Linked DNA regions of Homo sapiens: all the other regions are linked to region 1. Evidence: chromatin loops called from intact Hi-C (ENCODE). Cell type or tissue: HepG2. All regions are shown on one strand.

Region 1 (8,000 bases):
TAATAAAATAGATAACAGAAATTTAAAATCTGACACAATTCTCAAAGCTTATAATAATTTGACCTTTCATAACTTACATAATACAATTTCTCTACCTTTTCTGGTGGTGGAAAAGAGGTGGAAATTGAGATTCTCCTCCGCAATGTCCAACTTGAAGTATTTACACTTTATTTCTACTCTATGTTATCCATTCCTTTTCAGACTTAGATATGTGATTATGGTGAGTCTTAAGGTGACTTGCATTTGCTATTCAAGGGTGCAAGGGAGCAAAACCAAAGGGTGTATGATATTTTGGTGTTTTTAGTTAAGTTTTCAATATCGAGACCTTCCAAAGGATGTGGAAAACAGAAAAAATAATAATAAAGCTTTGTATCATCACATGGTCTTCCATCATAACCTGACAGTCACGCCTTTGAGACCAGCCTCACTCACTTACCCACCGTTCTCACTGAGAGATCATACCGGGCAAGAACTTTTGCTAAGAGTCGCACGGAGCAGCAGGCTGTCAATCAGGCTTTGGGTTAGGTCTGGTTGCCATCACAGTAGCTGCTCCTTCCACTTAAAGATTCTCATTATCTCAGAAAAGCACTAGATTGTTCTTGGGAAGAGGGCGTAGTAAGCACTTTTATCTAAAAAGGGACTAGTTACAGAACATTAATTTTCCAAAATTATTTCTAAAATTCCACCAAATTAAACTTCTGCTTTACAGACAAGGCTGCCACCATGCCACAAGGAAGTTGTAAAAGCACTGTTTAAAACCTCTAGGAGACGTTTATTTAGGCTAAATATTTTATAATAGATATCAAGGTTTTTTTAAAAACAGAAAAATCTTAAGGATTCTTACAATTTTTAAATGCTTGTCTATCTTAAGTGCTAGCACCCCGTAGATTATCTCCCGCCATGCCAATGATTGTTAGCCTATTAGAGATAGAAACTATTAACAGGAGCCTACTGGACAATGGTTTCTATTTGGTTGGGTATAAATATTTTGGGGTTGAAATTCTAATTAAATAGTGCCTGTCGCTGCTTAAAAGCTCTATAGGCATGAAATGTTCAGAAGTCCCAGAAGAAATACAGAAAAGAGACATTTTTTATTTTTCCACATACTCGATGTACTAGCTTAAAATACATGTACTACATAATATTATATTTCTTGGAGCTAAATTTTATTTCTTCTGTAATGTTTATTTTTGATGCAGGGCTGCATAATGATTCCATTTTTAAGATACCTCTAAATTATAAGGGATTCCAGCCTCTACCTGGAAATTAAAGCTGTGCAGATAAAATACAAAGTCATTAATAAACATCACAAAGATAATTCTAACAAGAAGCACCATGTAAAAGTAAGGCAGGAATCAGAAAAATCATCAATTACTGACATATTAAATCACACTTTCAAAAGAATAGGGAGCTGGAAGCAGCCGCTCCCTTTCAGGAGGGCTGTATGACACTGAATGAAATGCCAGGGACTCCTGGCTGGTGAGCAGCGGGAACTTTGCGGTCGAGCGGCGCGGGGCAGCCACAGACCTGGGCGCTTCAATCTGTCACCAGCCTGCCCGCAAAGCCCAGCGACAGCCCCCAACGCCCCCCCGGGGACCCATCTGGGGGGACCGGGAGCAGGACAAAGGTCTGAAATCCAAGTCCTAGGAGTAAAGAAACAAAATGCGCAGGTTCAATTTAAAGTGCCTGCGGTAAGTACGGGGAGTGAGGGGGAAAGACACCGGCCTCCAAGAATTCTCAGGCGTTTAGCACAAGCACCAGCTCATTACCAGGAGATGCGTTCGGGGAGTGGGGACATGGAGAATGAATCCCAACTTGTGACTCCATTCTCCACTAACTTTATTCTCGCTCCCTGGACCAAGCGCATCGCTGGGGCCAGGGTTGTCATGGTTCTTGTTTCCAAGGCCCCTTGGAAGAAGGAAAGGGATGAGAAAGGTGCGCTGGCGGGCGCACCCGGCGGCGGCGAGCGCGGAGGTGCTGCGGTACCTACCATGGTATTCTTGTCCCGGAACGTAGTAGGTGGGGTTGCCCGCAATATGCAGGGAAATGAGCACCTCGCCCTGCTCCCCATCCCCTTCCAGCTCCCCGTGGTGGGTGCACAGGAAAAAGAAGGGCGAAAAGCGGGGGTAATAGCCAGCCGCCGCGCGCGCCCTCAGCGTCGCCCCCAGCAACAGCGCTAGGAGGAAAGTCTGCCGGGCCCAGCCACTGCGCTCCATGCCGCCGCCGCCGCCGCCGCCGCCGCGCGCCCTACGCGCCGCTCGCTCATTCAGTTTTGGAGACGCCGGGACGGAGGAGCCACGCGGAGAGAAGGCGAGAAGAAGGCGGACGGGAGCGGAACGGGCTCGGGAGCGGGCCTGGGAGCGGGCCCCCGCCGAGAAGTTCCGCGGGAGACGGCGGCTCCCAAAGTTACTTTGGGCCGCGGGAGCGCGGGACCGGGGCTGCGGGCGCCGAGAGCGCGTCGTCTGCCGCCTCCGTGCGCCGCCGCCGCCTCTGCGCGACGCCCCTCGGCCAGGCCTGGGAAAGCGCCCGCCCCGCTCCACACCTTCTTAAAGCCCCGGGCGCCGCGTCCCCCCCGCCGCCGCCACACGTGTCCCGGCCGCTCCCCCGCCCCCGCGCGCCGCCCCGCCCGCCCCCCGCCCTCTCGGGCTGGCTCGGCGGCACCTCGCGCGGCGAGGGGCGCACGCGTCCCCGGAGTCCCCGGCCAGCGCCCGGTTCGCACCCGGGAGGACAGGGAGGGGCGCCCGCCGGGGAGCGGGACGGGGACGCTGTCGAGGACCGCTGAGCCCGCGACTCTTCTGCGAGGGACGTCAAAGCCCCGCAGAGGGCACCTCCCGTCCAGCTGTCTGAAGGGGAAGGCCAGCCCCTTTGGCCGTCAGTGTGCCCTGTTTTTCCTGGGAGGATGCGTGAGGGAAGGAGAGGGGCGGCAGGGACGGCCGCTGGCGCCGGTTTCTTTGTCTGAGCCGGCTGCGTCCCGCGCCCCTCGGGGCTCGCAGTCTGCCAGTCCGGGCGGCCCGCACTCGTTCTGGGAATCCGCCCGAGGCCGCGAACCGCTAGGGGCCCTCGCGCTCCCTTCCCACCCAGGCCCCCTGTCCCTCCCGCCGCGGCCGCCCGGCCCCTCGCGGCAGCGACAGAGCCTCATCTGTAGAGGATTTTAAAATGAGATTAAGCGAAAGTGGAATTGGCAGACTCGAGTGGTGCCTGGAAATGGTGATTTGTGCTGCTCGGTTGTGGGGAATTGTAAGGCAGGAAGGGCTGGCGGAGCTAAGATCCGACAGGCTCTCTTCGCCGGACTGTTCTGTTATTCATTGCTTCTGGGCTCTTCAGGCAGAGATGGGTGTTGTAATTTTTTAAATCAGTGTTTATTTCCTTTAAATGTCGGTTATGACCAATGGCCCTGAAATCGGGGGAGGGAAAAACGTTCAGGGGAGATGCTGGCAGCGGTGATTGAAGCGGGTGGTAATGAGCGGCTGCACATGAACTGCAGGGAAGTGAAATAATCCATAAGCACGTTTTTAACCGAGGACGGCTGGCAGGAGCCCTGCGGCATCCGGAGATGGGGGAGCGGGGTTGCCAGGTTTTAATGCCTCTCCCCACCCACCCTTGGCTTGCCACCAAGCCAGATAAACCCGCACGTACAGAAATGAGTAGATTATAAAATTGGAAGGGATAGTGCCTTTGCCTGCATTTGTGGGGCGAGGGGCGGTGAAAATCAGGGTCCAAGGGGAGACCTCTGTAATCACTTCGTTGCAAAAGGAAGAAATTGTTTTTCTTCCTCTTACTGAGACCGAATGACAGGTAGAAAGGGCCCATTTCTAGCTGGCTTCTTGTTTCCCTTACTTCAAAATCCCCAGAGGCTTAACTGCCATATAAATAATATACAGTGTATACATATATGTATGTGCATATATATATATATGATGTGGTAACAATTGCTACACTGTAGCTCTGCGGGGTGCAGGCTGTGGGGCTAGACGTACTTTAGCTTTTTAATCCTAACACCAACTGGAGAGGCAAAAAATATCCCTATTTCACAAGGGAGGAGGCACTCAGAAATGTTGATAACTTGCCCAAAGTCAGTGACAAAGGCTGGATGCAGGGCAGACTGGCTGGCCTCAGAGGCTCTTGTCCTGCACTGCCCTGCCACAGTCGACAGCCCTAGCTGGAGCAGGTGGTGTTGCCCCAAACAGAATTAGGAGATACTCGCCCACAGCTAACAAGGCTGTTACTGCCTTCCTGTCCAGTCATGTGAATATAGCCAAAGACAAAATTAATCACTTGTAGAAAGAATCCAAAACTATTTAATGTTTTTGGCTTACACTTTTAAAATGTTTAGTTACTATGCACTGAGCACCGTCCTAAGTACTATACATACTAACTCCCTTATTCCTCATAACAATACTGTGGGAAAAGTACCATTGATAGCTTCATTTTACTATGATGAAACAGCACAGGGAGGTTAAGTAACTTGTCCAAGGTCACACAGCTAGTGAGTGCTGTGACTTGAACCCAGGCAGTCTGATTTTGACACACTAACCACTGCAAATCGCCTCTAAAGAATGCATGTTGGTGTTGTTAGAGGGATGGGGGAATAATTATTCTTCATCCAGTGTCAGAATACCTCATTTAATCCTTATATTAGCCTGCAAAGTAGGTATAATTATCTTCATTTTTAAAGAGAAGAAAGTTGAGATTCATAGAAGTTAAAGGAGCTTGGGATCAAGTCTGGCCATGCTTGATGCCAAGGTCGCTGCTTAAATAAACTGTCTTTAGTAAGCGCTGACACTTGGTCCAGGACATGATTGGAATTTAATTCATATAAGGTCCTCAATTCCCAGGAAGTCCCCTTCTTTCCATTGTGTAGTGCACTCTCAGAGAAATATTCTTTCTCGTATCTCTCGACATGGCTTTCTTAACATTCAATTTATGTGACCAAGTTTATTTTTCAATCTTCCCCTTTATTGTGCTTCCTTAATTTTTACCACTTTGCTTTGCTATTACATTTGAATAACTTTTATACTGTTAGCCATGAAGCAAGCTCATATTTCTGGCTACAGCCCTGCAGTTGTTCAGTAACAGACACAAAGACTGTTTTTAAATAATGTCCTGAGTGGTGTTGAGCTGGTCAAGAGGGGAGTAAAAGTTGGTACACTCCAGTCTGCAGTCCTTAGAACTAACATGAATACCTTGTAGAGGCTCAAGTTCATATTTGTTTCATCTCTGACACTTTTTTTGATTAGGCCAGTTCAACTAGTCATTAAAAACTTTTAAATAACCTTTAGAAAATCAGAAAAATACATAAATCATATATAAAATCCATTGAACCGAGAGTAGCATCTTCTTAGTGAGCAACTTACTTGAAATCACGCAATAAGGTGGAAACCCAGGTTAGATAGCAAAACTTCCTGTTTCCCAATTCGTGTGCTAACCCTTACACCTCGTTTCTATTTAGTGAGCCATAATAAGTATCTCCAAGAATATTGGGTCTGCAAAATCCAAAAACCTTCCGAACTAATAGAAAAATAGAGAAGTGCTTTTCCAGAAAAAATGGTTTACATCAAAAACATCTGCAAAAAATAAAAGGTGATGTCAGGTGAAAATGAATAGGCTTGTGGGAAAGGGAGTTTAAAATGGAATGAGATTTATTTTTAATTAAAAGAGTTTTGAAATAGTAATTAGTCTACCAAAAGAATTAAACTAAGTATTCTTAGAAGATAAATCCACTTCTTCTTGATAAGTGGAAATTATTGCCCAGTATTTGAATAATCATAACACGATGGGAATTAAATTCATATATATATATATATTTGCTATGTGTGTGTATATATATATATATATATATCTGCTATATCTCTCTATATATACATGTATATATATACATATATCAGATACATAGCTTTTAAATTATTGGGAGGTGATTCATCCATATGAAATACAAAGAAGACATTAAATTATATTTTAAGGTTGCAAGAATTCACTCATCTGCCTTCCATTGATATTTTTTGAGATGAAGCATTAAACATTTTGGTATATGTGGGAAAGTGAGTCACTATTCTTATTTACCATGTAAAAATCAAACAAAGTTTATAAAATCAAAAAATATGTAAATATAAATATGAAGAGGGTGAACAAACTGAAATCAGTTGACTTATTAGACTCTAAAATGGTAATAAAAGGCCACATGAGAGCAAACCCAATAGCAGCTAATAAACTTATAAAATCTATTACTCATAAGACATGGTACTGTATGATAAAATTGAGGCTCCTAAGCAAAAAACAAAAATCAAAAAAAAAAACACACAAAAATAGACCCTAAAGATCAGTAAGCCTTTTGCAAATGAAATTGCACTGAGAAAGGTGGGATATTAGGGAGTTGGCTCTGTTACGTACGTCCTGCCGGAACATGTTACTTATTGCCACCCCAGATTGAAATACCATGATGAGATAAACTATGGGACAACACAAAGTCATTATATTGTAAGATTTCTGAAACAGAATCTGATTCCTCAACACTAAAAATCCCTTTTTTTAAAGTTTCTCCACTTCCTGGGATTTTCCCTGCCCCTGCTTCTCTCTGGAATGCCCTTCCTGTTTCCTGTGGCCTAACCACACATCTTCCACCCTCCTCTCCCTCACCTCACTTCTTACTTGGCTATAGCAACTCATGCTCCAAGTCTTCTCTCACACATTTTTGCATCTGAGAGATCTTTCCTGATCCCTCATCCTAAATTATGTCCTCTAGACCAGCACTATCCGATATAGTGTCCTAGTCCCCAGGTAGCTATTTAAATTCAAATCAAATTAAATTTAAAAATAAGTTCTTCAGTCACATTAACCACATTTCCAGTATCCAATAGCTAAGGGTGGCTAGTAATGGGATAATCTGTAAGGCTGCACTGTCTGTACTGGACAGTAAGTGCAGACTTACAGATTATCCCATTACTGCAGAAAGTCCTATTAGACAGCACTGTTCTACATTGAAAATGTGAATGAATGCCCAGTCACCAACACATTCATTCAATCAGTATTTATCAGACACCTCCTATGTGCCAAACTGCTGGATGCAGTGGACTCAGTGAATAAAGCTAATACAGTGCCCACCCGTTTGGCATCTACAATCTAGTGCTGGGGACAGACAGTAAACTCATACAATAAACAAGATTATTTCTGACACTGGTAAATGCTATGAAGAAATAAAACCAGATGATGTGGTAGAGAGTGTCTAGGGCAGGGAGGCTACTGTAGATTGGAGAGTCAGGGAAAGCTTCTCTGAAAGAGTGTAATTGGAGCTAACACTTCATTAATACGGAAGAGTCCATCATGTTAACATGTGGGGGAAAGAGCAGTTCAGCTGGAGAGATCAGATAATATAAAGGCCCTGAAGCAGGGCTATGCTTGAGATGTCCAAGGCTTAGGAAAGATAGCAAGAAAAGGGAAGAGTGAGGCTGGGCACAGTGGCTCATGCCTGTAATCCCAGCACTTTGGGAGGCTGAGGCAGGAGGATCACTTGAGGCCAGGAGTCTGAGGCTGGCCTGAGAAACATAGCGAGACCCTATTTCTACAAAAGATTTTAAAATTAGCCAGGCATGGGGGTGCATGCTTGTAGTCCCAGCTACTTGGGAGGCTGAAGTAGGAGGATTGCCTGAGCCCAGGAGTTCAAGGTTGCAGTGAACTATGATTGCATCACTGTATTCCAGCCTGGGCAACAGAGTGAGACCCTGTCTCTAAAAAATCACCATCGTCATAAAGTAAGTAAAATGAAAGAAAAGGAAAGAGTGGTATGGGTACGAGATGAGGTCAGAGAAGCAGGCAGAGACTAGATCACATTAATGTGCTGGGGAGACTTGGGTCAGGAAGTAACATGATCTGAATGAATAATTAAAGGAAAGAGTTGAAGAATGCCAAAATAAGTTGAAGAAACATTTTCTAATACTTTTTCTCCAGGGTTTAAATAATATCCAACACAATATTTTAATGTTATTGTCTACAGCACAGTATTACAG
Region 2 (8,000 bases), 74 kb after region 1:
AAGCAAGTCCTTAGAGACCTAAAAAGAGACTTATACTCCCACACAAAAATAATGGGAGACTTTAACTCCCCACTGTCAATATTAGACAGATCAATGAGACAGAAGGTTAACAAGGATATCCAGGACTTGAACTCAGCTCTGGACCAAGCAGACCTAATAGACATCTACAGAACTCTCCACCCCAAATCAACAGAATATACATTCTTCTCAGCACCATATCGCACTGATTCTAAAATTGACCACAGAATTGGAAGTAAAGCACTCCTCAGCAAATGTAAAAGAACAAAAATCACAACTATTGTGAATAGTGCCGCAATAAACATACATGTGCATGTGTCTTTATAGTAGCATGATTTATCATCCTTTGGGTATATACCCAGTAATGGGATGGCTGGGTCAAATGGTATTTCTAGTTCTAGATCTGGTCTATCATTGATGGACATGTGGGTTGGTTGCAAGTCTTTGCTGTTGTGAACAGTGAAGGGGATTAATGTCCTTATAAACAGGCTTGAGGGAGTCCTGTTGTCCATTCCCCACATGAGGATGTAGCAAGAAGATATCATCTGTGAGCAATGGACCTTCACCAGATACTGAATTTGTTGGTGCCTAGATCTTGGACTTCCCAGTCTCTAGAACTATGAGAAATAAATTTTTATTGATTATAAATTATCCATTCTAAGGTATTTTGGTATAGCAGCAAGAATGGACCAAGACAGAGACCCTTAAGCTCTGTTTGGATTCCCCCTTCCTGAGCTAAGACCTATAAACAGCCACCAGGCAGTAAGCTGGAGCAACTGAAAGGCTCATCTCGTTTTTTTTTTGCCTTCGTTCATGTATCTCATTCTTGCTTGGCCTGTTAGCCAATGTCTGAAAACCATAGTTTCTTGTATTTCCCCCAGTTTTCTAGTTCTTTATGGCCAGATGGCAGCATTAAAAGTGCAAATATTGGCTGGATGCAGTGGCTCATGCTTGAAGCACTTTGGGAGGCCAAGGCAGGAGGATCGTTTGAGCTCAGGAGTTTATGACCAGCCTAGTCAGCATGGTGAAACTGTCTCCACCAAAAATACAAAAATCAGCCAGGTGTGGTGGCATGTGCCTATAGTCCCAGCTACTCAGGAGGCAGAAGTGGGAGGATCACTTGAGCCTGGGAGGCGGAGGTTGCAGTGAGCCCAGATCAGGCCACTGCACTCCAGTGTGGGCAGCAGAGTGAGATCCTGTCTCCAAAAAAAAGTACAAATATTTTATTTGAATCCCATTTGCATTCCTGAAAATCTGGATTCACCAAGTCCTAGATGGAGCCCAGCCATCAGAATTTTGAAAAAACATATAAAGGTGATTCTGCAATGCACTTTCCCAGTTGCCAGTAACTAAAAAGAGGCCATCACTACTAATTGACAGCCTCTGATTCCCTATTTGCAATACTGATGGTCACATTTATACGCACACATGCACACACATGTGCATTTTCATTTAGCATATATTATCATTTCAATTATTACTTATTTTTACATGTTATTTTTAACCACATTGGGCATTGCAAACTATGAATATACATTTTAAAGTGAACATATATATATTCAACATTTTAAAGTACAAAGTCAAGCTGACTTGGTGAGCATGCTTAATTTTTAAAAAATGTTTGATATCTCTATATAAATGACATCTCCAAGGATTTTAAAGATATACTGATCTTTTAAGAAAACTGCTGAGCCTACTCACATCTGGATTCTGTAATCTGTAGCAAAGTTTTTAGATTATGCAAACACACATACCATAATTTGCATACATGTATAGGTTTTTGAATATTACAACAGCATAGCTAATGTTTATTGAGTACTTATGTGCCAGGCACTGAACTAAATTCTTTTTTTTTTTTTTAATTTGTGAGCATGGCCAGCTTTATATTTTTCGGCTGGTCTATGCCTCTATTTTTAAAATTTTATTTTTATTTTATTATACTTTAAGTTATAGGGTACATATGCACAACGTGCAGGTTTGTTACATATGTATACATGTGCCATGTTGGTGTACTGCACCCATTAACTCGTCATTTACATTAGGTATATCTCCTAATGCTATCCCTCCCCCCTGCCCCCACCAAATGACAGGCACTGGTGTGTAATGTTCCCCTTCCTGTGTCCAGGTGTTCTCATTGTTCAATTCCCACCTATGAGTGAGAACATGCGGTGTTTGATTTTTTGTCCTTGTGATAGTTTGCTGAGAATGATGGTTTCCAGCTTCATCCATGTCCCTACAAAGGACATGAACTCATCATTTCTTATGGCTGCATAGTATTCCATGGTGTATATGTGCCACATTTTCTTAATCCAGTCTATCACTGATGGACATTTGGGTTGGTTCCAAGTCTTTGTTATTGTGAATAGTGCCGCAGTAAACATACGTGTGCATGTGTCTTTATAGCAGCATGGTTTATAATCCTTTGGGTATATACCCAGTAATGGGATGGCTGGGTCAAATGGTATTTCTAGTTCTAGATCCTTGAGGAATCGCCACACTGTCTTCCACAATCGTTGAACTAGCTTACAGTCCCACCAACAGTGTAAAAGTGTTCCTATTTCTCCACATCCTCTCCAGCACCTGTTGTTTCCTGACTTTTTAATGACTGCCATTCTAACTGGTGTGAGATGGTATCTCATTGTGGTTTTGATTTGCATTTCTCTGATGGCCAGGGATGATGAGCATTTTTTCATTGTCTATTGGCTGCATAAATGTCTTCTTTTGAGAAGTGTCTGTTCATATCCTTCACCCACTTGTTGATGGGGTGGTTTGTTTTTTTCTTGTAAGTTTGTTTGAGTTCTTTGTAGATTCTGAATATTAGCCCTTTGTCAGATGAGTAGATTGCAAAAATTTTCTCCCATTCTGTAGGTTGCCTGTTCACTCTGATGGTAGTTTCTTTTGCTGTGCAGAAGCTCTTTAGTTTAATTAGATCCCATTTGTCAATTTTGGCTTTTGTTGCCATTGCTTTTGGTATTTTAGACATGAAATACTTGCCCATGCCTATGTCCTGAATGGTATTGCCTAGGTTTTCTTCTAGAGATTTTATGGTTTTAGGTCTAACATTTAAGTCTTTAATCCATCTTGAATTAGTTTTTGTATAAGGTGTAAGGAAGGGATCCAGTTTCAGCTTTCTACATATGGCTAGCCAGTTAACTAAATTCTTTATGTTGATTATATCTTTTGAAACTGAAACCACCACAAAAGGTAGGTCATTATCTCCTTTTATAGAGATTGGTATCTTGCCAGCTTCTACTCATGCCTCCTCATCCTTACAACAACTCTATGAGATAGGTATTATTATTATTGCCAACTTCCAGATAAGGGAGAGAGGCACAGAATGGTTAAGGCAACGAATCATTAGGCATATACAATAATATATACAATAATTATTGGGAAATGAAAAGATGTCAGAACCACAGATCAGCTCAGGTCTTTATGACTCCAAAATCTATGTTCACAATAACTGTGCTAAAAATAAAACACATGTAGAATCAGGAAATACTTATTTCTAAATATTTTGAAATAAGAAAGTAAAACAATGAAAGAATTTTGGCCATTTTTTCCTCAAATTAATAATATTTTTAAATAAGCCTTTTTTATGGAAAGTAGAGTGAAAACTTGGCAAATGGGAATTTTTCTAATGATAACCTTTTTCTCTCAGGTAAGCAATGACCTTTCAAGTCAATATTTACTACGATTGATTGAAATCTAAACATACAGTAAGTTCAACTGAAAAAGAAAGTTTTGGTATATCAAAGAACTTTGATGCAGATAAAGAAGAAAATTATTAATCCTGGGAGAGTCAGAACTTTGATCCCATGTTTACCCTCAAGTGAATGGTAGTGGACACATAACCAAAGAAAAGTCATTAAAATGAATCAGTGACTTCAGGAATCCCTTGGATCAATACATAGATCTCCCCATGTTTGTAAAAGTTCATTTATCTCTGTGCAAACTGGATGAGTTCTGTTCAGACATCTCACAATACCACACATTCTCTGTGCATTAAAGTCACAAAGGTGGAACTCAAGATAGTTCAGCCATCAGGTAACATATTGTCCCATCTCCAAAATAAATGTCTTTTATTAACTTTCACTAAAAACGGTAAGGCAATCTGTGCACATGTGCTTCAAAGACTACCATAAAAAGAAAGAGCAGGAGATGTTTTTCTATTGCTTCTGGGTTTTGTCTTTTGTTTTAAAGATATACTACTTTCTTCTCTTTTGCCCTTCTACACCCAGAAGCATTTGCCTATTTCATAAACACAAAGTTAAAGAAACTTGCATTAATGGACTCTACATGAATATAAATAATGTCCAGGTTTCCATAGCAAACACTTAGTGCTGTTCATCTTCTCTACCCCTTACAGCAACTGCAAAGTGAAAGTTAGACACCAGCCTGGAGGTCTAATGAGCACCTGTTTCTTGTACTCAGGATATAACTCAAGCTGCTGTAAAAACTGCATTTGTAAAAAATATGAGAAATGATAAACAAGCTCCTCTTCCCAGAGGCATAGTATAGTAGCTTATCCAAAGCTATTGCTTCATAAACAAATTCAACCCAATTGTCATCCCTTGGTGTCCCAGAGGAAAGCAGTACCTGCTTGGAAACAGGAGAACAGGCTCTGGCCCCTGGCTTTAGATCAACTTCCTGGCTTTAGAACCCAACACAAGGACCTACTGGCTGTATAATCTTGGGCAAGTCACTTAACCATTCTGTACCTCCCTTCCTTATATGGAAGCTGGGAATAATAATAATAATAATAATAATAATACCTATCTCATAGTATAGGTAAAGATGAGTAGGCATTTAAAAAATAGTATTCAGGGCTGGGTGCAGTGGCTCACATCTGTAATCCCAGCACTTTGGGAGGCCAAGATGGGCAGATCACCTGAGGTCAGGAGTTCGAGACCAGCCTGATCAACATGGTGAAACCCCATCTCTACTAAAAAAAATACAAAAATTAGCTGGGTGTGGTGGTACATGCCTGTAATTCCAGCTACTTGAGAGGCTAAGGCAGGAGAATTGCCTGGGAGGCAGAGGTTGCAGTGAGCCAAGATCGTGCCATTGCACTCCAGCCTAGGCAACAAGAGTGAAACTCCGTCTCAAAAACAAACAAACAAACAAACAAACAAAAAACATAGTATTCAGCTATTATTTGGCTGCTCCCATGGTTGTTGCATGGATGAATTCTCCCAAATACATATCCATTTTATTTGCAATAGGATAGATGACATCTGGTAGAGTTAAGAAATCTCCAGATTAATCATATTTGCAATATACCCTGGCTAATTCCATTCAACCTCAAGATCCTTTACAAATACCTCCTTCATGTAGACTCTTCCATGACTAACCTTGACCAAAAAAAATCATGTATATTTCTCCAAATTCTCAAAAATACCATAACTGTGGCTGGCCCATCCTTGTGATTTAACACATATTGTCTTGTATTCTCAATTATACTTCTTTTTATTTATGAATTGTCTTCCTAACAAGACTTTGAGCTACCCCAAAGTAGAAACTATGTGTAATTTCCTCCTTTCTTCCTCCCTTGTGATAGCAATAGTAATAATATTAATAATACTCTCTCATATCTTTAGCTAAGGCAATTCCCCATAAGGGCTGACAGCTGAAGGCTCTCTGCTGGCAGCACTCCCAACAGATAAATCCTTCACTCCTAAAGGGGGACCTGGTTGGTGCATTGAAACTTCCATTATAATATTAAATTAGTCGTAGATATAATAAGCATAAGATACTTTCTCACCTTAGGCAGAGATCTTCTGTATGTCCCTTTGTGATAGTGTCTGTGCAGACTTTTCTAGGGGAATAGATTGGATGACCTCTGTAGGTTGACATTGTTTATTATCAGCCCATAAATCAATGGCAGGTGGGAGGCTTTCCTGGGCAAGCCATTATGTTTCTAGTAAATACTAACGTCAATGTGAACCAAAAGATAGGTATCTATTTGAGTAACATGTTCAATTACAGGTTCAAGGAATCCCATTTATGGTTCTCTTCCCCAAACCAAACTTAAGAGACGCTGATGAAAAGCTCAGAGCTGGCACTGAAAATGTTAAAAATTAAGAAACTGTGAGAAACTCTTTGAGAAATAGAAGGTAGTTGGGTCTAGGGTAGGGTAGATAATGAGAAGCTCTCTAAAGCCCTGAATGAGGATAGGCTGGCAGATAATTTTTTAGTTGTGTTGTTTTGTCTCCCCAGCATTGCCCTGGGAAGATCACTGCCTTCTCTGCTATAATCACAGGATCAGAAGGATAATATCCTAAGAGTGTCCAAAGCTGCAGAGCTAAGTAACAAATAACAAAAGTGTAGATGGGCTAGCAGGTACCTGAGAATCTTGCTCCTCCTCAAACTATCCTATAGTTTGAGCAATGATAGTATCGTTGGATAAAAGCTATTCCTGGGAAGAGAAACTAAACTCTGAAGGTGGAGAAAATGCATACAGGGGTAGCTTAATCTTGTGTTTTAACACAAGGGCCTCTCCACCATAAGGCAGTCCCCCTGAATCACTTGGTATAACACTCCCTGTCTCCTAACTAACCTGGTGAAGAAGTAGCCAGGGTCAAAGAAGTTTTTGCTCCTCTCTCCAGGTAGACATTACTAACTGAATATACTAGTCATGGTCCCAGGGAGACGATGGGACCATTTTAATAATAAGACTATTTACAGTTAGGCAGTCAGCATATCACAGTATCTAAGTGCTAGTTACAGGCCTGAAAGGGGACAGAGAAGTAGGTACTATCAGAATCAAAAAAAAAGGAAGCCATTTGGAGAGGCCTGTCTTGATGGAATTCTGATCTTTAATCATTGACACAGCTGACAGCATAAGGAGAGAAGTGAGAGAATAAATACCCTTGACTTCACATTCTTCTCTCCCAATATTCTCCTCCTGGAGCTCCCCAGTGGCTGAATCCAATGGGAAGGCAGAGAGCAAGGGGGTTTATTGATGTTGTTTGTACAGGTCAGCCTCCAGGAGCACTGAGCAGGGTAGGAAGAATGGAGAGGGGATCTGGAGGGGTAAACAGAAGATCTCCAGAACACCAAGTTAGCAGATAATCCCAAGGGACAAATAATGAGATATCTTGTGAGCACAAACACTATAAAATAAAAGCAAATAATGAAAAACTTGCACCAAAAATAAGCAAAATGAAAGAAACAGACAAAAACTTAAATAAATCAGAAAATTCAGGGATAAGGGGGTATATCAGAAACACAAGGTGGAAAAAAAGCAATGATGAAAAATAGCCAATAGGACATTTGCCATGGAAATTAACACAACAAATGGATTTAACAGCAGGATAGATACAGTCAAAGAACAAATTAATGAACTAGAAGATTAGGCCAAGGAACTCTTCCAGAAGGTGCTGGGAAAGTATGACAAGATGAAGAGAATGAAATATTGGAGAAAAGTTAGTATCTATCTGGTGGCGCCCCAGATGCAGATTAAAACCAAAGAAACAAAATACACTTTAAGATATAATAATCAAGAGTCTCTCAGAATTGAATAAACATCACAAACTTCAGAAAGGCAGGATTTATAGTGCTGAAAAGGGCAGAGAAAAAAAACCCACCCTAAATACATTAAAGTGAAATTGTAAAACATTAAAGAAAAAGAAAATCAGATTTCTCAACTGCAAAACCGAATAGAAGACAAGTATATAATCTTTTTAAAGTACCAAAGGAAAACAACTTTCAACCTTGAATTTTATAATCAGCTAATCTATTACTTAAATGTAACAATGAGATAAAAATATTATCAGGTATACATGTCTCAGAAAGTTTACTACACCAACACTCTCTTTCACAAAACACTTTGAGTATGTATTCTAGCAAGAAGAGAAATTAGTACAGAAGGAGGCAACAAAATATGGAAAGAAAGGATAAATATATAGTAAGATTTATTTTTGTTTAGATTGTCTTGGCCAAGACAAACAAAAAAACTATATCCATAATCATCCAGAAGT
Region 3 (8,000 bases), 170 kb after region 1:
AGTGCAGTGGTACAATCACAGCCCACTGTAGTCTTGACCTCCTGACTCAAGTGATCCTCCCACCTCAGCCTTCAGAGTGGCTGGGATTACAATCACGCACCACCACACGCAGCTAATTTATTTATTGTAGATACAGGGTCTCACTATGTTGCCCAGGCAGGTCTCGAACTCCTGGGTGCAAATGATCCTCCTACCCCAGTCTCTCAAAGCGCTGGGATTACAGGCATGACCCATCATGCCCAGCCAGAAGTATTTTTAAATGTACCACACATTTCCACAACGAAGATTTTTTTCTAAATCATTTATCTCCTATCTGTTCTTATTAAAACTCTTCTCATTTAAACAATCTAGTCATTAAGTTCTATCTAATGCACAAATTTGCCTATATAGTCACTATATATTAGTAGTATGGAATCTCTTAAACATGCATTTGCAAGCACATATCCATACAAACTTTTTTGTGTGTTGTCAGCTAAAAATCTGCCAAGTTAAATAAAATTTATTGGGGTTTAATATATTTCCCCCAAAAATGTGAATAAAGGATATACATTTAGTAAACTTATTGGAAGTAACACTAATCTTTGAGAAAGGTAGTTATAAAATATTGCCCACAAAAATAAAGTACCAATGTATTATTTTATACAAAAGTAGAAAGCATAATTTATGCAATTTTTTAAATCCCTTAGGCAGTTTTTTATATGTCACCCTTAGGCACTGGTTTCATTTTTCTAGAGTTCAGTAAAAATGCCCACTGCTGCAATTATACATTCACAAAGGCAAAGTGATTACACTAAGAAATTTAATGGCAGATTTAGAGAAGATAAGAAAATAGCAGGGGAAAACACTGTTCTTTTACATATGAGAACAAGAAAAACAATCTTTTATCCCTGCGCAGTAAAATAAAATATGCTGTGCTTTTTAGTATCCTTGGTAATAATTAATACTGGTATTCCTTACAACAGTAGTACAGCTAGTAAAAATCATAGGTTAACTTTACTCTTTGCAAACATGAAACATCCCAAAGCAGTTTTTTAAAAAATCTCCTGAAGTAGGTATCTACTGCAGAGTGGTCTGATGGCAGAACAGTAATATGTCCACACCAGGGGTAGTAGGAGATTTGAGAATCTCATTTACTGCACCAGTGGAGACTGAGCATCATGGCGGTGATGCTCTTAGAATCTAGAAAAGAGCCGGCCTCTATTAAATAGCATCCCTGCTGACCTCTTCATCAGCGAAGTAGGCATTAAGTAAGGCTCCTTTACCATCTTGGAATGCAATGTCTCACAATCTCAGTTGTTGTTAAGAAAAAAACATAGTAAGATTATTAGGAAATGTTAGCATTCAAGCTATTTTCTATGATTTACATAACTTACCTTAATAGCATCAAGCATTACAGTCAAATATTACAGAAACACTGGAATGCTGGCACAGGACAAATGAAATGCAGAGAAATTGCAAAGGAAGAGCTCTTCACGTTTCTAATAATTTAGTATCCATGGAATTTTAAGGAAAACTGTCCCTTTTAGTCACCAAGTTTAATGTCTATAAAGATAATGCCCACACTCAAATCAATTTATATAAATATCTTACAGCTAGATTTTAGGATGTTACTCTTTATGTCTACAAAATTCAAATTGTTACCTGATCAATAAATGGATTAGATATTTTTATCTACTAGATTTCTAGTGTTATCTGACTAGCGTTTAATGAATGTAGCTACTTTTTGTAGAAATATAAATATTATGTAATATGCAAATTAACTTTTAAGGTAAAGAAATTTTATCATAAAGTCTTCATAAAATTTATTTAAAGTGCTTTTGGTTAAAAATCTATAAAAGCAGTTTGAAATAATGTATATTAAAAAAGGACATGAGTATAATTTTCCATTATGAAGTATTTCAAATATAGCCATGTAACTTTTTAAGAAAAGCCACTCAGACTGTATATACTAGGCCATATACAATATACTGATTACTTCTCCATAACTTAAGTTCCAAGTCTTGAGATTGTCTGACACCAATGTCATAACTAAATTTAATTGGGTATTAACAAAATTTAGTTATAAATATCAATCATTGCTTCAAACACTAAGTTCAAGGCATGTCAGAAGGAAATATTCAACAAACAGGTTTGTTATGACTCAGTAGAAAACACTTAAATATCTAAGTTATAAAATATTAAGAACTACTTAAGTAAAAAACTCTTATTTATTCACTTTAAGTACTTATTAGTATTCACTTTAAGTATTTAAGTATTAGTTCCTTCAGCACATATATGTCTTCACAGTAAATACATATATACACCATTAACTCTAAACATATAAAATAGAATCTGGTGGCTGCACCAGCACAAATGAAGGGCTGTGGAATCCACAGACACATCTTCATTTCTGTATTCTCTTTATCCAAGACAATGCCTGAAACATAGTAGACACTTAGTAAATATTTGTTAAATGAAATTTTAAGCAGAGAAAGATAAATTTAATTCCAACCATGGAAAAAAAATAAACACTGACTTTGAACTTGAAATGTGAATTAGATTAAAATATTTTTATTTATAAACGTTTTAGAATTAAATAAAAATTAACAACGTCTCCTCTTTAGAAAACTGAAAACTATATAAATTTACCACATATCTACCTGTATTTGAAGAAATATGCCAAAATCTATTTTTGGTGTAATAAAACGTTAGCTACCTTAACAAGTACAGTATAGCAAAAACATCTTCCTACAGCTATGGTGAATTACAGATGAAGTATTTGCTAAAAAAAAAATTTTCATAGATGAAACAACTAAATTATCATTCTGCTTTCTGACTGATGATAAATTCATTTGAGAAAAACAATTGGTTTGGATATATCCTACATATCTTATAAAACAACACCTAAATGAGTAGTAAGGTTGTCTAAATGCTATTACAATAAATAAAACCTCCGTAAGAAACGATTGTTGATTCATGACCAATAAGTTAAATCGATGTAACAAATAACTCCAAGTGTATCCATAGTATCATGACATGAGTTCATAAGCAGAGAAGGTACAAACAGAAAAGGTATATATTTGTATATTAAACTATGCTACAAAATGTTTATGTTCTTATAAATGAAAATAAATTTGCAAAAACACTCTAAATTTTTTATTATGTACAACTAAGTATGAAACCACTCAGAAATTAGGTATTAATTATGGAAAAATCCAACTTGTCAATATGGTACACAGAACTATTTTTTAAAAAGAACTATGCTCCTTTTCTAATCTTTCAGCTGTTTCTTGGTATTAATTCAGAATACATTATTTTATAATATAGTAATATTATTAAAATAAAACCTTTTAAATGGCAGAATTATAGTAAACTACTTTCAAAAATTATTTTCCAAAATGCAAATTGATCGAAGCAGATCAATGAAAATTAAAACATATTCCTTTTACAAGTCACTTTAGAAACCTATACCAATGATTTTAGAAATAAACTCTCCAGCAATTTTATTCTCTGGGAAAAAAATAAAGCAATATGGCTTTGAGATTTTAAAATAAGTGGTATCTCTGATAATCTTAAAGAACTGTACTCCTATTGCTCTGACCTAACTACAAGAGTATTTGGGTAGGGGAGGTAAGAATGAGTAAGAGGAGACATAGAACTATAAAAAGAATGAAACAGATAATTCGGAAATTCCCATATTTTTTTCTTTTAAGAAAAAAAGAATTAAAAAGCATAACTTGGCTTTAATATATTTCTGGAAAAAAAGACAATACTATTTCTTTAAAAGCTGACAAATGGTCTTCAAAATCATAACTGATCAAATTAAAAATTTAGAAAGAATACCTATAAACTTTACCCATTTACTGCATGTATTCCATTCTATCTTATGATGAGAGCAGAAAGGAAAGGAGAAAAGAATGAAATACCAGAATTAATGCTTTGTCACCCATGAAGTTCAGGCATACATAGAAGGGCTACATTTATCTTACTGGAATGAAAATTTTAAAAATGACCCAAGATAATGACTGCAAAATTGTACTAAAGGTAAAAACCAGGTAAGACTAAAATAATAATCTAAAAAAAAATTTAAAGTCATATTTAAGTTCAATAAATCTGAACATTAACATAAAATGTTAAATGTGCTACTATTCTCTTCACTTACTTGTGAGACTAATGAATAGAATTTTATTTAAAATTCAATAGAGAATGAAGAAATTCAGAATAATGCCAACTACAATACAATATTGCTGCTAGTACTATTATAAATTTATTATTCTCAATTGGAATTTTAATAAACTTTAAAGAGTCCTTGAGTTACTATTTTTATAACTTCATTATAGAATAGATTAGATTTGAAATACAATGGAAATAAACTTTTGCTTCAGGAGAATTCTGAATGTCTATATCATACATGATCAATTTATACACAAAATAAGTTTAAACAATTATTTAGTCAGTAAATCCAGCTATAAAAATAGCATATCACTATAAAATAAATTCTTAAAACAGGTGAATACAAAAATAATACATGATCATCTCATATAGACACATTATAACTAATAAAAAGCAATTTACCTCCAGGTACGAAATATAATTCATTGCCAATTTTATTTACATTTTCATAAAAGTGTAAATACACACATACATGTTTATAATTACATTTTTCAGCAAGTTTATTTCCATTCAAATGACCCAATATGTTAACAAATTTCTCTAGATATCACAGACAGTATTAACAGGTAAAAGGTCTGTTTGCCTGGCTCATCTTAAAGCCAGAATGCAAAAACATTGCCATCTAGTGTTCGTACCAAATAAGCACTTTGAAAACAAACGTATTTCTGTTTTTCACTTAAAAAATTAAGTGTATGTAGGTTAAATACAAACTGCCATTCCCATGGTTAAGAGTATAATTTTGATAGAAGAATAAAAGGAGAAAGAAGAAAACTAGAAAAGGTCACTGGGAGTCAATGGGAAGAAGAAAATATAAGGCATGTGGGAGAAATACTCTTTGGATGAGATTCTTGCCACATTTTGTTCTGGAACACAATATATATGTTATTAGATTTTCTTGGATACTTTACTGACCAAGCAAAAGTAAAGATCAACTCCTTAGAACTAGTTGCATCTATCTCTACCTACTCCCCGACCCTTTGTATACCCAATGAGAATAACTAAGATTGTGTTCCTAAATGACTTGCTATTAAATTCACCTAAATTCATGTATAGCAATACTTTAAATATACAAATTTATCATTTTGATTATAAAATGTTAATTAGAAGAGATAAAGAATAAAAAGATCAGCAACTACAATTGTCAAGTTTGAAAAAAATTTAACTTCATTAACAGACAAAGATACATTTTGGGCCAAGTTGTTTTCTTAACTGTGTAATATTACTGGCACTGCTATAACCACGAAGACTGCGGACATTGTTCATCATAGTCAATGGCTCAGAGCAGCTAGTAAATCTCTAAATCAGAAGCCTCCCATTGTTTTTAATTGCCATATATTTTCCCCAGAGGATAAAATTGCTGAAGAGTTTATTTCTAAAAACAGAAAATGCTCTACGAATGTAAAGAACAATATGTAAGGTACCAATAGTAAGGTGTGGCATGTGGTGGCAGTAGTGTTACTATGATGCTACTATTACAATCACAACTACAATGACAACTACCACTACAATATAACCCCATTCAATTCCAACCAAACCAGGGTGACAGTTCACAGGTATGCCTTGCTTTTCAAACCTTTCTTCAGATCATATTAACCTTTCTTTCTGAATCTCTAACCTTAACTCTATCCTTTGGAAATAAGATATCAGGTGATTTTAAACTATTATTTCTCTATTTACCCATTTATACATTTCTGTATAATAAACATGTATCACTTATGTAAATGAGAAATATTTAAAAAACAAAAACTCCTACTCATTCTCCACAGCCAAGCCTCATTTTTCATCTTCTGTGAACTCTTTCAACCTGCCCAATCTAGAATTGATCTCTTTCTGCTCTAAACTTCTCAGAAGCACTATCTAGCATTCATTTACAGCCTTAAGAAAGTATTTAATAAATGGTGCTGGGAAAACTGGCTAGCCATATGTAGAAAGCTGAAACTGGATCCCTTCCTTACACCTTATACAAAAATTAATTCAACATGGATTAAAGACTTAAACGTTAGACCTAAAACCATAAAAACCCTAGAAGAAAACCTAGGCAATACCATTCAGGACATAGGCATGGGCAAGGACTTCATGTCTAAAACACCAAAAGCAATGGTAACAAAAGCCAAAATTGACAAATGGGATCTAATTAAACTAAAGAGCTTCTGCACAGCAAAACAAACTACCATCAGAGTGAACAGGCAACCTACAAAATGGGAGAAAATTTTCACAACCTACTCATCTAACAAAGGGCTAATATCCAGAATCTACAATGAACTCAAACAAATTTACAAAAAAATAAACAAACAACCCCATCAAAAAGTGGGCGAAGGATATGAACAGACACTTCTCAAAAGAAGACATTTATGCAGCCAAAACACACATGAAAAAATGCTCATCATCACTGGCCATCAGAGAAATGCAAATCAAAACCACAATGAGATACCATCTCACACCAGTTAGAATGGCGATCATTAAAAAGTCAGGAAACAACAGGTGCTGGAGAGGATGTGGAGAAATAGGAACACTTTTACACTGTTGGTGGGACTGTAAACTAGTTCAACCAATGTGGAAGTCAGTGCGGCGATTCCTCAGGATCTAGAACTAGAAATATCATTTGACCCAGCCATCGCAATCCTGGGTATATACCCAAAGGACTATAAATCACGCTGTTATAAAGACACATGCACAAGTACGTTTATTACGGCACTATTCACAATAGCAAAGACTTGGAACCAACCCAAATGTCCAACAATGATAGACTGGATTAAGAAAATGTGGCACATATACACCATGGAATACTATGCAGCCATAAAAAATGATGAGTTCATGTCCTCTGTAGGGACATGGATGAAATTTGAAATCATCATTCTCAGTAAACTATCACAAGGACAAAAAACCAAACACCGCATGTTCTCACTCATAGGTGGGAATTGAACAATGAGAACACATGGACACAGGAAGGGGAACATCACACTCTGGGGACTGTTGTGGGGTGGGGGGAGGGGGGAGGGATAGCATTAGGAGATATACCTAATGCTAAATGACGAGTTAATGGGTGCAGCACACCAGCATGGCACATGTATACATATGTAACTAACCTGCACATTGTGCACATGTACCCTAAAACTTAAAGTATAATAATAATAAAATAAAATAAAATAAATAAACTTGTAGAGAAAGCCAAAAAAAAAAAAAAGTATTTTCATGTATACATTTTAATGCCCTAGAATAAGTTATAAGCTCATTGAAAGAAAAAACATGTACTATCCTTCACTGTGCCCCTCACACAGGTAATTTGTGGGCACCTGAGAAGTACAATCACATGTGATGCAAACATGTTTCTGCTCTGTTCAAAAGCACTGTCTGTCTCACTTCCCTAGGCTTTAAATCTCAAAGGTTTACTCATTGCATCATATTGTAAAAGTTGTTTAATCTCTCTGACTTAATGTAAGGCTCCATTGCTTATAATAAAGACCTGATAATTCAAAATACCTGCTAATCTAGAGTTACCGCAACAGTAAACACAAAACAAAAAATTCCTATGTTGTATGTAGAAAGCTATTAATAAAAGGTAAAGTTTTATTAAAATCCAATTTCAGACAAAGCTTTTTTAGAAAATACATGGGAAAAATCCCTGTAACACAAATTAAAACTGAATTACTTTTTTAAAGTTATCAGCATTAGTGATCTACCTACCTATCTAGGTAGCTATCTACCTATATAGCTAACTATTTATGTAGCCTAGTAACTGAGTGAACTGAGTTTCTTCAAGAACACAATAAATGTAGATACAATTTTCTATACATGCTGACTTTTATAAAAACTATCTAAATTCAATGTTGAGAAAATTGAGATTATAT
Region 4 (8,000 bases), 110 kb after region 1:
AGAGTCTGCAGATCCTCCTCCCACAACTGCCCTGGATCTTTCTTTCTGACCGGTCCTTGCTTCTGGGATGAGAAGAGACAGGAGCTCTAAGCCTCTACACCTGTGCTGCCCACAGGCTCTACCTACTTGCCTTCCCACTGAGTTTTCTTATGGGTAGTGGGCCCATGGCACTTCCGGTGGCTGAGGGTTGAGCAGGTGGAAAGAATAGATAAAAGGAAGGATAGATGTGGGTGGAGGACGGACAGAGAGGACGAGCAAAACCATTTCAACCAATTCTTTTTGGTGTTCCACTTTGAGTCCTTCAGTCAATCAAATTGAGTTTCGCTGATTTAATATTTTTTGTGCTCCTTGTACCACCACCAAGTACTATTCAATTTCAGATGTTGAGGTGGAGCGGATGTAGTTTTGCTCTGTTGTTTTGCTTTGGCTCCAGCAAATTCATCTTTCTCTCCAAGAACCCAAAAGGTGGTTTGTGGTGATTGCCTGTCCACTGAGAAGAAGCTGCTCTTGTGTCCCCTGCCAGAGGGATGCTACCTGTTCAGTGTCAACAGGAGACCACTTAAAACACCAGCAAGGGATCTGGACCTCCTGCTTCATCATTATGCCAAGAATCCCCACCCTGTATTTCTTTTTCATCTGATTCTGACAGCGTGGTTTTTGTGTCTTACCCATTGGCTGCCTAAATTGGAGACTTGGCTGAAAATACACTGGCTGAAGTTTAGTCCAGACAAGATGAATGCCCAGGGTTGGTAAACTATAGAAATTGGAAGAGATAGCCCTAGTACCTCTTTTCATGGGATTTTTCCCTAAGGGGATGTTAGATTTTCAAGGGACAGAAAGTGACCATCATTTGGCAAGTGTTATGTAATATTAAGAGGCAGAGTATTGAGATGGGGAACATCCAAGAGCTTTGCATCAAACAATCTGAGTTTAAATCCTGGCTGCATCAACTAGCTGGGGGACCTTGAAGCCTATTCAGTCTGTCATTTGGGGTGGTAATGCACGCCTCAAAGGTAGTGAGCTGGAATCAGTGAGATCATGCATGAAGAGGGCCTGGTAGGTGCTTGGCACAGCTCCCTCCATAAGTTGTGTCTTTACAGCTCTTGGATAGGATTCTGTTTTAAAACCAGAAGATCCTCTTGTATAAAATGCCAGGGTTTGCCAATGTCAGTGCCCTGTGATAAAAAGCATTTTGGAGGTCAGATTTCACAAGAGGCATGGTTGAAACTAAAATTTTAAATCTCCAATTTGCATGTGAATGAATACATCTTATGGAGTGCTAGATCAAAGGCCTACTGATCCCATCAACTCTTCAACATGTAGATTCCGTGTGAGGATCAATGAGCCTACCTCAGCATCCAAGTCCTGAATAATAGACTGGCTGCAAGTTCGTTTAGAGACCTAAGGTGCTTATTGTTAAATAAAAGGAAAGCTTGATTTATGATGTCTGGAACTTCCTAAAGAGGTTCTTTGTGCTTCTTTGAGTTGAGAATTCCAACAAAATCAGAAAAAACAACTAATATGGCAGCTCAAATATCCAAGTCCCATTCTAAGGTAAAAACCATGGAATAGGAATACCCTGGCCGGTCACTGTGGCTCACCCTTGTAATCCCAGCACTTTGGGATGCTGAGGCAGGTGGATCACCTGAGGTCGGGAGTTTGAGACCAGCCTAACCAACATGGTGAAACCCCGTCTCTACTAAAAATACAAAAATCAGCCAGACGTGGTGGCACGCGCCTGTAATCCCAGCTACTCAGGAGGCTAAAGCAGGAGAATCGCTTGAACCTGGGAGGCGGAGGTTGCAGTGAGCCGAGATCGCACCACTGCCCTCCAGCCTGGGCAACAGAGTGAGACTCTATCTCAAAAAAAAATAAAAAAAAAAAAGAAAAGAAAAAAGTAAAGAAAAGAATCAATACCCTATAGATATTGATAGAGATACTTAATAGAGGGTAAGTGATGATAGGGTGCTGAGGTTATTTGCTGATTAGTGTCTTAAAGGATGTATGGGAGAATTACATGTGTGTATCTTGTGTGTGAATGAAAGTACATCTTTCTTATGCCATAAAGAGCCTGTTTTGTACCTGGAGTCATGTCTTGTGTTGGAGTTAGAGATGGGAAAACACACAGTGCCTGTTCCGAAGGCGGCCACAATCTAGTATTTGAAATCCAGACTCCTCAGTGTGGTTTTCACACGTGATGGAAAAGTTTCTCCAAGGAAGAACATCTTTGAAGTTATGGTAGAAAATAAGATGTGAGGCCAAAACAATTGATTTCCCTTTTTTTTCTTATATGCTACATAAGGAAATCCCCTTAGCTCTACCATGAAAATATGACTGGACTCTATCCACTTCTCACCACCCCTCCTGCTACCACTCAAGACCATTGCCATCATTATCTGTCACTGGGAATAGCCTCCTAACTAGGTCCCCCTCTGTACTGTATTCTAGACACAGCAGTCCACTGATTCTTTTAAAGAGCACTACTCCTGTATTCCAGGTCCTATGCTCACTCAGAGTAAAAATCTAAGTCCTTACAATATGAGATCTGAGCTCATATTCCCTCTCTGGCCTCATCTCTCGCCTCTCCTTGACCACTCTGTTCTACTCCACTGACCTCCTTACTGCTCTCAGACCCCCCATCCTCTCAGCTACACTACCCCAGGACGTTTGTACCAGTTCTCCTCTTAGCCTGGACCATCCTTCCTCCATAAAGCCACATGACTAATGTCTCTTGATCCTTAAACTTTTATTCAGTTGTCGCAATGAGGCTTACCCTTACCACAGTATTTTAAATCATCCCCCCCGACACACACACCACCCCGACTCTGGTACTCCGGTACTCCTCTTATATTTCCATCATTGACTTACTGCTCTACGTTTGTGTAATTTACTTTTAATTATGGTTATTGTTTGTTCTTTGTTTCCTTCCACTAGAATGTAAACTCCATTTTTGTTATTTTATTCGCTAGTCTATTCTAATCATCTGGAACATTTAACAACACATATTAAATGAATAAATTAATCACATAACCAGGATAGAAAAATACCTTAGAAATAATCTGATCTCCAACTTGATAGCTCAGATTTTTCAGGATGCATCTAATATACAAACCAAGGACAATCTGTACTCATGTGCTCTAAATTCAGGTATGCTGAGAATGGACTCCTTGGACATGGATTTATTTACAAAGTTCAACTCAATTTCGACCAGTACTCCTAAAATTATCTGTGGTGAAGAAATTTTAAAAATTCAATCTGTCATGAAGCAAGACTTTTATATGTTACAATAATGATGAATTTCTAGAATACCAAAATTTAAAAATACACATACAAAAATAATTAAACTAAAGATAATATATAATGTATGCGTGTTAGGTTCAATAGTAATGTAACTACTCTGTCAAATTGCTATACAAATTTGGAACACTTACTTTTAATTTCTTTTCTTGTGGCATGGTGGGCGAGTAATGACAGTTGGAGAAACACACTGAGGAGCACGTCTAGGCTTGACTTTGAAGCTCACTCTTCAATTGTTCCCTTACCAGACTCTCAATACCGCCCTCTCGTGCCCTCAGTTTAACAGGGTTGTCCTATGCACTTTGCTAATTGTGCTGTCCACAGTGTCTTTCTGGAGGAGACCTCCAGAGCCTTCCTTTGGAATTCTTGCAAATTCTAGTTTTCCAGAAGCCCAGTGAGTTGACCTTCGGAATGTGAGGATAAAGCCTTAGCTTTCCAAAGTTGCTTATTCTTCTCTTTATATTTTATTATGTTCACTCTTATTAAAAAACACATTTCTTAAAATACAACAAGCTTAATACGATTTGTAAGTATAATACCTGGGGACATCTAAAAATAAATCTAAAATTTTATCAATACGTATGAATGAAGTGAACAATGTATTTCTCTTATTTCACAGCAGTTGAGTCTATTGCCTGGATACAATAATAATAAGAATTGTATCCATAAAAAAGATGCGACCATTTAATGTTTTGGGGGAGGAAGTTGAAATATAATTTAGAAATAAGAAAGTAGTAAACTCATATTTCTCTAGATATTTTAAAAATATGATACATGCAAAAAGAGTTCACATTTTAACGTGTTGTAATTTCTCTTCTGAAAAATATCCTGACTGAGGATGTGTGATGTTACCAAGCATTTGTTTTCAGTTTATGTACAGGATTCTCCATGGAGATATGTCCATAACATGAAGGCATCCAATATAGAAAATGACATGCAATGCCTTTATTCTTCCAGTTTAATTAATGCTATGACAACCACTTGGCAGAGACTGTGGTGAAGAGGAGGCCTCTGTAGGGAACTGCAGGTTATAAGCAGTAAGGAGACTGTCAAACTATTATTGGGACCCAACATATCAAAACCCAAGCTTTTTTAGCAGCATCACTGGAGATAAATTCCAAGGAGAACAAGTAACTCAAAAAATTGGGTTGTTTAGTAAAAGGAAAGTTGATAGTGGTAGGAATCATATTTTTAGAATGCATTATGAATACCTAGAAAATGGTTTCCCAAATTTAGAAAACAAAACAAAACAAAAATCCTGGCCAGGCACGGGGGCTCACGCCTGTAATCCCAGCACTTTGGGAGGCCGAGGCGGGTGAATCACGAGGTCAGGAGATGGAGACCATCCTGGCCAACACGGTGAAACCCCATCTCTACTAAAAATACAAAAAAATTAGCCGGGCGTGGTGGCGGGGGCCTGTAGTCCCAGCTACTCAGGAGGCTGAGGCAGGAGAAGGGCGTGAACCCGGGAGGTGGAGCTTGCAGTGAGCTGAGATCGCGCCACTGCACTCCAGCCTGGGCGACAGAGCGAGACTCCGTCTCAAAAAAAAAAAAAAAAAAAAAAAATCCGAAACCTACCCAAGCTATGTGTATTCACAATGCCCTGAGTGCTTTGAGAAATTCAAGATTATTTCCTTCCTTCAAGGGTGATTTGTTGAGCCCCAAGGCTGTACTGGGTGCAGTGGTGAACAAGACAAAGTCCCAGCTGCCACTGAGTGAGCCAAGGGGACAGATAAGCAAATTGTCAGATACAGAATAGGTGGATAATGAGAAAGACTGGGGAAAAATAAAACACTTAGGACTAGAGAGCAAAGTGGGGGTGCCATTGCAGTCAGGGGAATCAGGGAAGGTCTCTCTGATGTTTGGGCTGAGACCTAAGTGAAAGGAGGGAATGGGCCACCAGGAAAAGTGTTCCAGACCAGGAGAGAGCTAGGGCAAAGGACCAAAGCCCATGCCTGTTTGCTGAGCTTGAGAAAGAGCAACAGACCAGTGTGATGGAGCACAGGAAGCAGGTGGAAGGCGGCAGGAAGGGAGGTGAGGGAGGAGCCAAGAGTCTATTTTGCAGGACCTCATTAGGGTTCCCAACTCTATGAAATGAAGGCCCCCTTTAGATAACTAATATTTCCCAATGGCCCTTTTATTTATTTATTTATAGAGATGCTTATAGAAGTTTCATTTATAATAATCAAATTATAGAAACAACTCAAATGTTGTATTCTGGGCTAATTCAGTGTGTGGTAAAACCTTGTAAAAATTTGTGTTTATGTGTAAAATGGAGTGAGGATCTAGGCTCAGGTCATAATTAATAGGACTTTCAAAAGTCTTATTGGACCTAGGACAATTTTTCATTGTATGAGACTGTTCTGAGCATTGTGTAACAGCTGGCATTCCTGGTCCCACCTGTTAAATGCCAGGAGCACCTCCACAGGTCTCCCATAAACCCTCAGCAGACATCATCTTCTTGAAAGCCATTGCAATTGGTTGTGACAATGATGGAGTCTTTGGGTTTTATGAGACGGTGTTGGGGAGTTTAGAGCATTGCTATAGATCAGTGCTGTTCCATAGAACTTTATGCAGGGATGAAAATGTACTATTATTACCCCTCCAACAGGTAGCTACTAGCCACAGGTTGCACAAGGACTTGAACTGTGGCTAGTAAGACTGAGGAACTAAATTTCTAATTTAGTTTAATTTCAATTTATTTAAGTTTAAATATCCATGTGGCTAGTGGCCGCCATGTTGGACAACACAGCTACAAACTATAAATATAGATCCCCAACAACCAGTTTTTTCTCTTGCTCCTTTTCCACCCCTTTTTACTTTCATGGCCATTTCTTTTTGATTCTGCTGATTTGAAAAGCCAACTCCTTGGAAATGTTGGACTCGGAGCACTGCACCAACACTTACTTAAGGGCTAATAAAGTAATACATAATGGTGGCTTCCCTGAATTCCTTATGTGTGGTTACAGCTGGGAATAAGCCCCTTTCACTTAATACCCAGTGTCTCTTACCAAATACTGGGCTAACAGTGACTGGGGCAGTTACCCAGAAAACAGAATGCCTGAATGCAGAAGTGCCTCTCCCCTATAGACAGGGACTGAAGTATCCCAGCAACTTGAGCCTTACAAGACCACGTTGCAGCACAGTGAGGGTGGAGATGAGAGAAGAAATAATAGGGAAAATTAAAAGAGAGTTGATATGGTTGGGCTGTGTCCTCACCCAAACCTCATCTTGAACTGTAGCCCCCATAATCCCCATGTGTCATGGGAGGGACCAGGTGGGAGGTGATTGAATCATGGGGGTGGGTTTTTCCTGTGCTGTTCTGGTAATAGTGAATAAGTCTCATGAGATCTGATGGTTTTATAAAGGGCAGTTCCCCTGCACAAGCTCTCTTGCCTGCTGCCACATAAGGTGTGCCTTTGTTCCTCCTTTGCCATCTGCCATCATTGTGAGGCCTCCCCTAGCCATGGGGAACCGTGAGTTTATTAAACCTCTTTTTCTTTATAAATTACCCAGTCTCGGGTATGTCTTTATTAGCAGCCTGAGAACAGACTAATGCAAGAGTAAAAGGAGCCAAGAGAGGATGCAGGAATGATCCATGAGTACAGTTTAACCTGGAGCCGAGTGAGGGAAGACTTTAACAAACAGTACAGTAGGATCAAAACCAGGAGACAAAGGTATCTTGCTACATGAGTGGTGGAATCCCAGTTTGGTGAGGCTCCTCTGCCAACTAGACCCCACCTGCACTCTTCCTGAAGAAGAAAGCATTTCTTGCCCCCTCCAGTTTTTGCTCACCATTTTCCCTTCAAATCGTACCAGTTCTTCAGTACCTAAGTCACAGGTCACCATCTTTCTTCTAGGCCTTCCCACTCCTCCACCCTGTGTGCCTCTATCACAGCACTCATCCCAACCAGCTGCAGTGAAGCCTCCCCAGAACCTCTAGTGGGGATGGCCTCCTTTCCTGAACCCGCTCAGCACTTCCTTGGTCAGGACGCAACATGGCTGTGTGCATCCTGGTCATCTCCTTCACTAGAGGAAGCACCTACAGCCAAGGGTGGGGTCTCATGCATTTATGTATCCCCTGCACAGAGCCTGGCCAAGGTAGGTGCCTGATGAACTTGGGTGTATTAGAATCTAGTTACTTTTCTCCTTAACAAAGAAGAGAGTCTGCATATGTTAGCATAATAATGGCTCCCCAAAAAACATCCACCTCCTATTCTCCTAAACCTGTGAATATGTTGCCATGAATGGCAAAAGCAACTCTACAAATGTGATTAAGTATTTTTAAATAGGGGGATTATCTTGGTGGGCCCAATGTAATTACAAGTGTTCTTACAAGGGAAAGGAAGAGACAGAAGAGGTAGAAGATGACAGAAGTGGGGCCAGAGATAGGGATTTGAAGACGCTATGCTCCTGGGTTTGTAGATGAAGGAAGGGGCTAAAGCAGGGAATGCAGACAGCTCCTAGAAGCTGGAAAAGGCAAGGAAACCATCTCCCCTAGAGCCTCCAGAAGGAACTCAGGCCTGCCAACACATTGATCTTCAGCTCAGTGAAACCCATTCCAGACTTCTTACCTCCAGAGCTGTAATATTACCGCTGTGTAATTGCTTTAAGCCACTAGCTTTGTGATTTGTTACAGCAGCAATAGTAAAGTAATATTCCCTGACTGCCCTTGAGCTGCCAGAGGCCTCTCTCTTTGGGCC

The links. Hi-C counts contacts between places; a loop is a spot of excess contacts. Peaks named below come from ENCODE experiments on the same cell type or tissue, not always from the same donor. Only the 100,000 strongest peaks of a DNase experiment are listed, where the experiment ranks them.
Region 2: it touches region 1 in a loop (3-fold over the local background); 2 of 110 quality-filtered maps call a loop at or near these places.
Region 3: it touches region 1 in a loop (3-fold over the local background); 6 of 110 quality-filtered maps call a loop at or near these places.
Region 4: it touches region 1 in a loop (6-fold over the local background); 4 of 110 quality-filtered maps call a loop at or near these places.

Annotation. Positions count from the first base shown.
Region 1 is chr7:103,987,141-103,995,140 of GRCh38, forward strand. RELN (reelin) reads right to left here and starts at 2,518. Exons shown (of 65, transcript NM_005045.4): 1 at 1,991-2,518. The coding sequence starts at 2,216. In HepG2, a CTCF peak has its summit at 3,063; DNase peaks (open chromatin) are centred at 491, 2,571 and 2,981; H3K4me3 peaks cover 3,864 bases.
Region 2 is chr7:104,061,289-104,069,288 of GRCh38, forward strand. No RefSeq gene overlaps it. Among named protein-coding and RNA genes, the nearest start is that of RELN, 76 kb to the left of the region's middle. In HepG2, no CTCF peak of the experiment used is centred here; a DNase peak (open chromatin) is centred at 3,883; H3K4me3 peaks cover 795 bases.
Region 3 is chr7:104,152,199-104,160,198 of GRCh38, forward strand. All of the region lies in intron 12 of ORC5 (origin recognition complex subunit 5), which reads right to left. Among named protein-coding and RNA genes, the nearest start is that of ORC5, 52 kb to the right of the region's middle. In HepG2, a CTCF peak has its summit at 4,767 (motif pointing left); a DNase peak (open chromatin) is centred at 4,763.
Region 4 is chr7:104,093,336-104,101,335 of GRCh38, forward strand. No RefSeq gene overlaps it. Among named protein-coding and RNA genes, the nearest start is that of RELN, 110 kb to the left of the region's middle. In HepG2, a CTCF peak has its summit at 3,566 (motif pointing left); a DNase peak (open chromatin) is centred at 3,556.